Regions from separate parts of the Homo sapiens genome. Here region 2 is linked to region 1. A link is a loop called in an ENCODE intact Hi-C map of the cell type or tissue named here. Cell type or tissue: sigmoid colon. All regions are shown on one strand. Links, peaks and the distances in the headings refer to the core of each region. The heading gives the core; the rest is flanking DNA. Region 1 overlaps KIAA2012. Region 2 overlaps FZD7 (frizzled class receptor 7).

Evidence for each region. A loop is a pair of places that touch in the nucleus more often than their neighbours do. Peaks named below come from ENCODE experiments on the same cell type or tissue, not always from the same donor. Only the 100,000 strongest peaks of a DNase experiment are listed, where the experiment ranks them.
Region 2: a loop joins it to region 1, with 2.1 times the contacts of the local background. A loop is called at or near these places in 2 of 110 quality-filtered maps.

What each region holds. Positions count from the first base shown.
Region 1 is chr2:202,089,234-202,092,147 of GRCh38, forward strand. It overlaps KIAA2012, which reads left to right. Exons shown (of 24, transcript NM_001277372.4): 3 at 1,537-1,696. All of the region lies in intron 3 of KIAA2012-AS1 (KIAA2012 antisense RNA 1), which reads right to left. Among named protein-coding and RNA genes, the nearest start is that of KIAA2012, 17 kb to the left of the region's middle. In sigmoid colon, for the core only: no CTCF peak of the experiment used is centred there; DNase peaks (open chromatin) are centred at 1,608 and 2,538.
Region 2 is chr2:202,038,113-202,041,026 of GRCh38, forward strand. It overlaps FZD7 (frizzled class receptor 7), which reads left to right. Exons shown (of 1, transcript NM_003507.2): 1 at 1-329. LOC124906114 (a long non-coding RNA gene) reads right to left here. Exons shown (of 2, transcript XR_007088053.1): 2 at 1,382-1,574. Among named protein-coding and RNA genes, the nearest start is that of FZD7, 5.7 kb to the left of the region's middle. RefSeq lists enhancers at 493-1,692, 1,366-2,021. In sigmoid colon, for the core only: no CTCF peak of the experiment used is centred there; DNase peaks (open chromatin) are centred at 1,009 and 1,316; H3K4me3 peaks cover 2,021 bases.

The DNA.
Region 1 (2,914 bases), core at 258-2,757:
TACATGAGATAACAAACTTTCTTTCTCATTGTTCAAGCCTGTTGAGTCAGGATTTACTGCATCCTAACCTGTATGAAAATTTTGGTCGCTCTAGAATATAGTTCTTACAGTCTGGGAAACTCACTGAGGCACCTGCTTCGAAACATCTTTATTTATTGTTTTGACATCAAGCTGGTTCATGGTGCTAACTCCTGATCTGGTCCTTTGATGAGATGGTCAGTTACTGAAGAACAAGAAGCTTTGCACTGATGTGAATTTTGAAGCCCTAGATTCAAGCCCAGCTCCACTTCTAACTGGCTCCACACAGTTGCTCTCTATCCTTCCAGGCTATATTGTTGCCTTGGGAGACTTCCTTAGCCAAAGGGGACTAAGTGGGTTTCATTTCTCATGCCAGTTCTCACTGGAACACTGTGTGGATCACTTTCATGGAGCATCCAAGAATATATGCTGTATGTTTCCATTCATATGAAGTTCAAGAATAGAACAAAACAGTCCACGGTGTTAGAAATCAGAATAGCAATTACCTGGTGGGTAGGAGGATACTGACTAAAAAGCGGCATGAGGGACTTCCTGGGTGGATGAAAATGTTCTGGATTTTGTTTTCTGTGGTGGTTACAAAGGTATATACAATTGTCAATATTTATCAAATGAACATCTAAATATTCTGTGCATGTTATATAATTTATGCCTCAGTTTCAAAAATGTTCTTAAGGAGAAAATGGATTCTGAGATCACCTTCAGTTCAGCAGTCAAGAATCCTGTGATTGATTAGGGATGTCTGCCATGGACACTGGGAAGGGTGAGAGATGTCAACACAAATATCACACATTTGCTATTCTTTTGCCTAAGCAATCATCCTCTGAGAGTTTCTACATCACTTAAGTGGTTGTAGTAACTCAGTCCACCTTATAGGATTACAGATGAGGTGAAAGTTCTTTGTATAATGTAAATTCCTAGTCAATTGTAAGATGTTATTATTCATATTTATTCCCTATGATGTCTTGCACAGTGGCACTGACTTTGGCAGATAGGTTCCCAGAAAATTCTCCCCAGCTTAAATGAAATGCATCAGAGCCAGATATTTTCAAAATGCCAGGCTCCCCATGAACATGGACATGATTTGTCTGTCCCATTATTCACATTACAAACATTGAATGCCAATGCAGATTTGTGAGCTGGCTTTCCCATTACAGTACAGAGCCATTTTTGAAGATACTAAAATGATTTTCACAGGCTGAACTAGGTAATGTGTTTTCTTCTGAAGTTTTTACCCTTTCCTAATACTCTATCTCAAGATGGGATCTGGTATATGTCATTTCTCCTTCTGCTTCCAACTGCAAACCTGCAGGGGCCTTTCAGAGCTTTGCTCTGAGGGCTCTTGGTTCATGTCTATTAGCCGAGGCATCTGTTTTTGGTGCCTTCTGGCACCTTCTGGGAGTTTCCTGGGTTACTGATGAAGATTGTGCTAACCAGCCTGTATCACTGGGTGGCTCAGGGGTCAGCAGCTGTGCTGTTTCCTGACTGGTGTCCCCACAGGGAGAGCAGGACAGAGCCTGGCAACCATACCTCCACTTCCGAAGCCAGCTGGAGAGCCAGGCCCAACGGCAGATCCAGCCAGGGCATTCAGCCAAGAGATACCTCCGAGGCCTCCTGCGGACTTGGCCCCCAGACGCCATGTATAGGCTCTGGTGCGCAGGTCAGTGGGGAAATGGGAGGGGGGCACACCCCAAACTGCCCCACCTCCCATTCTGGTGTGACAGTGTGTTTTCCATCAAGACCTGAAACACCAGGATTTCAAGCCCAATTCTGTGTTAAAGCAAAGTCCCCACGCTTGGTAGCCCACAAGCCCCTTTCACGGCTCCCGTCCTTTGTCCTCTGACGCATTTGCAGAGGGAAGAACGGCCTGAAGTCCTGCCTTCACTCCCATCCCTTGCCCTCAGCAGCCTCACATGCCACATCCAGGCCAGAACTTTCTTCCCAATCTTCTCCACTCAGAGACCCTCCAGTTCAACACCCATCTTTTACAAGATAAGGAAGAAGAAGCCCAGAGAGGCAAAGTAATTTGTCCAAGATCATTCAGTCAAAAGCAGAGCTGGGACCAGAAGTCAGATCCACCCTGCACCTCCACAGTTCCACATTCTTCCCAACATTCCTTAGTACCCCATCTGAGGTGATCCCAGGTCCTCCCGGAAGTGAAATGTTACGACTCTTCCTCTTAAAAATGGCGGCTCTCCAGCGCAATCCATTAGGAGTGCGATGGACACCCTTCTGATGAACAGACCCTAAATGCACTCTGTAGATGCTTGAAAACAAAAATGGGAAGTGGTTGGGGATTAGAGTTGCCAGATTTAGCACATGCATACCCACCCCCGCAACACGCATAAACAGTTACGCTTGCAATCTTCAATCTTCGGGATGTACTTCTACTAAAAAAAATTCATTGTTTATCCAAAATTCAAACTTAACTGGACATCCTGTATTTTATTTGGCAAGCCTATTTGGGATGAGAAGAGTGAGCAGAGAATGTGCCAGTACCCACTCGGCTGTTTGCCATTTCTTCAGCAACAACAAACAGCCAGGACTAGAGAAAGACTGACTTTCTTCCTGCTTTATAGGTTTACCCTGAGGAAGAAGAGAAAGCAATTCACTCCCCCAATAAGTGGTGACTTGAAGCAAAATGAAAGTTGTGGGCTCCTCCAGTCATTGGTTTTACTCTCAGGGCAGTTCCACAGTTATAGGCAGTTCCATTTATTTGAAACTTTTGAGAAAGAGCCCCTTAACCAAAGAAGTGTTTCTCATTGAGTGGGGCAGAGGGCAGAGCAGGCCATTCTCCTATAGCCTAGGTCCAACATTCCCCAGAATGAAGGCCCCTCTTGACCTCAAAAAAGGTCGAGTCCTCCATTGGAGTCTATGG
Region 2 (2,914 bases), core at 1-2,500, 51 kb before region 1:
ATGTAATGTTCACTTGAGTGGAACTGCTTTTTACATTAAAGTTAAAATCGATCTTGTGTTTCTTCAACCTTCAAAACTATCTCATCTGTCAGATTTTTAAAACTCCAACACAGGTTTTGGCATCTTTTGTGCTGTATCTTTTAAGTGCATGTGAAATTTGTAAAATAGAGATAAGTACAGTATGTATATTTTGTAAATCTCCCATTTTTGTAAGAAAATATATATTGTATTTATACATTTTTACTTTGGATTTTTGTTTTGTTGGCTTTAAAGGTCTACCCCACTTTATCACATGTACAGATCACAAATAAATTTTTTTAAATACAAAATGAACATTTATTTAGTTTACTATTCCTGTAATATTAAACCAAAGAAGAGAAAGAAGGAAAGTATGGGAAAATAGTATGGAGGGACAACATTGGGTGTGTCCCTCAAAGAGAATGGTGTATATTATTGAGGTCTTTTTTGCTCCCGCCTTTAAGATAGAGTATAATGAATGCCTTGACTGTCATTTAATTTTTTTTTTCCTGTTGTTGCTGCTTCCTGCCTTCCTCCACACCACCCCACTACATACCCCTAAGCCTTTTTACATCCTGCTTTGGATGACTATTGAAGGTATTGAATAAGCATCTCTTTTAGAGAAGTGCTGTCTGATCTATGTTTTTACTGCCCTTAGGAGATGAAATCCATATTCAAAAGGGACTAGAAGATAGTGTTTATATTTGCTGCTTTTTTTGGTAGTGTTTCCCTTGTGAAGAATACAGTGAGTTTTTGGGTGTTTGGTTTTTTGTTTTTTTTTTTAAACTGATCAGTGTTTTGGTATTCTAATGTAACTTATGTAGATTGGTAATCCTTAAATGCTTTGGGTTCAGGTGCTAGGGAAAGTCAGTGGATACTTCGAGATTAGAAGCCTTGCTTGTGGAGTGTTCTCAGCTGAAGGCTTCCCTCTACCTTCTAGGTAAACCAAGCAGAGGTCAAGCAGCTCCCAAGGTGGCAATGACTCAGCAGCTCCGGCAGCAATAGACTCCATGCCTGACCCTGGGATGGCCTCTGAAGCCACTGAAGCTATTCTTTCCTCTTGAGAAGAGGCTAACTTTGGAATCAGATTAGACAGGGAAGCCTTCACTAGCCAGAAACTTTGATATGAAAGAGTCCCTCGGGAATGGAAAAGGCACTTTAATACATCCAATTCTGAGCCTTACTAGAATTTTTTTTCTTTCCATTCACCTCTCTTCTTTAATTCCGGTGCCTATTTCCTGGCTTTTTCTAGTACAGTGGCTTCATTCCCTGGCAGCCGTGGGGACTCAGGAGCAGACTGGGTGCTGCTGTTTCTCTTGCCCCGCTTGGCCTCAAAGTTTCTGTAGTTCTAAAGTACAACAGAAACAGTTCTGTTTTTGTTTTAATTAACAGGCTCACACACATGGCTCGTGTGTTTTTCAAACGCATGAAATGAAAACCAGTGACAGTTCTCGCAGGAGCAGGAAGCCGCATGTATACAGTTCGTGCAAAGCAGCTTTTCTTTAAGATCCTCCCGGGTTTTGAGCATCACAATGGGTATGTGAGGTCATCTTAACCTGTGAAGATTTTGGCATCAAGGAAGGGAAAACAGTGATTGTAAGTCTCTGAAGGTTTACCCAGTTTTTGTTCATAAAATGACACCTTTTAGGTTAAAGCATGCCTCTCTTAACACCACACTAATACCGCCTGTTAAGAATGTTTGCTTTTAGAGTAGGTGGAAGGCTCCCAACGGGGTTTTTTCCTTGCAAATTAACTGCTGAAGGCACTTAGACCCTTCTACAGGGAAAGCCCAGTGGCTGCTCCTCTGAGTGTGTCCCCTTCGTTTCATCAGCACTGCCTTGTCTTTCAGGGCTCTCAAAGATTGAAGAGTGTTGGTCTTTAGTAAGGGAACAAAGACGGCAGATGAATACATTGCTACCTGCTTTTTTTTTTTTTTTTTTTTTGGTAAGCAAAGATAAAAGTGTTCAGTTTAATTCCCTTCACATTGTGCTGTGTTCTTATGCAGTCAATTCATACCTAGGAATTTTAGAAGCGCAGGGATTTTTCTTAAGGAGGCACATCTCTGCAGAAAATATGTGAGGGAGAGTGTTTGTGAAAGAGCATGTGTAGCATTTAAGAAAAACATTGGCAGGAGTTTGGTGTTAATCCCCAGATAAGGAGTAGAAACACTTGTGAAAATTTTCTGCAGTTTATAAAACAAAACTACTCTGTACAACAACCCCATGCAACACCTATTCTTTTTAAGTAGGTATGTGAGAAATCTTGGCAAGAAAAAAATAAAATAAAAGTCTGGACAACATCTTACCATTAAAATACAGAGAGAGAATTTTAAAATGTGCCTAAAATAAAATAATGATATTAGAAATCATCTGGGTAGAACTCTAGTAGTATAACAGCTGTAGGTTTGAGCCCTGTAATTATACTGGGAAAATCTCTTCTAACTCTCCCATCTTTAATTTCACTGAAAAGGCAGGTGGCTATTTATAGATGGTATATTTTTATATATGCATACGTGAAGGGTGAATAACAGCCTACGGGGCTCCAGGAAATCCTAGAAGGGTCCAAACCCACACCAATGTGGACTGAAATAAGCAATTCATAAATCTGTTCTATTTTTCTCTGATTTACCCCCCTCAGTGGCATTAAACCGAATTCATAAAACTTGGTTCTTCACTTCTCCTCACTGTGTGACATTTCTTACATCTGAATCTGTGTTCTTTACATTTCATGCTAAAGTAAACTAGTTAAAAAGGGTACGATTAAAATGCCAGCTCTTTAGTAAACACACATTGTGTCTCTTACTCTCTTTGGTTCTTTAAAAAAAAAAAAAAAGATCTAGTCACTTGGAATTTTCTCAATTTGTGGATTTGTAGTAGAAGGAAAAAAGGAAGTTTGA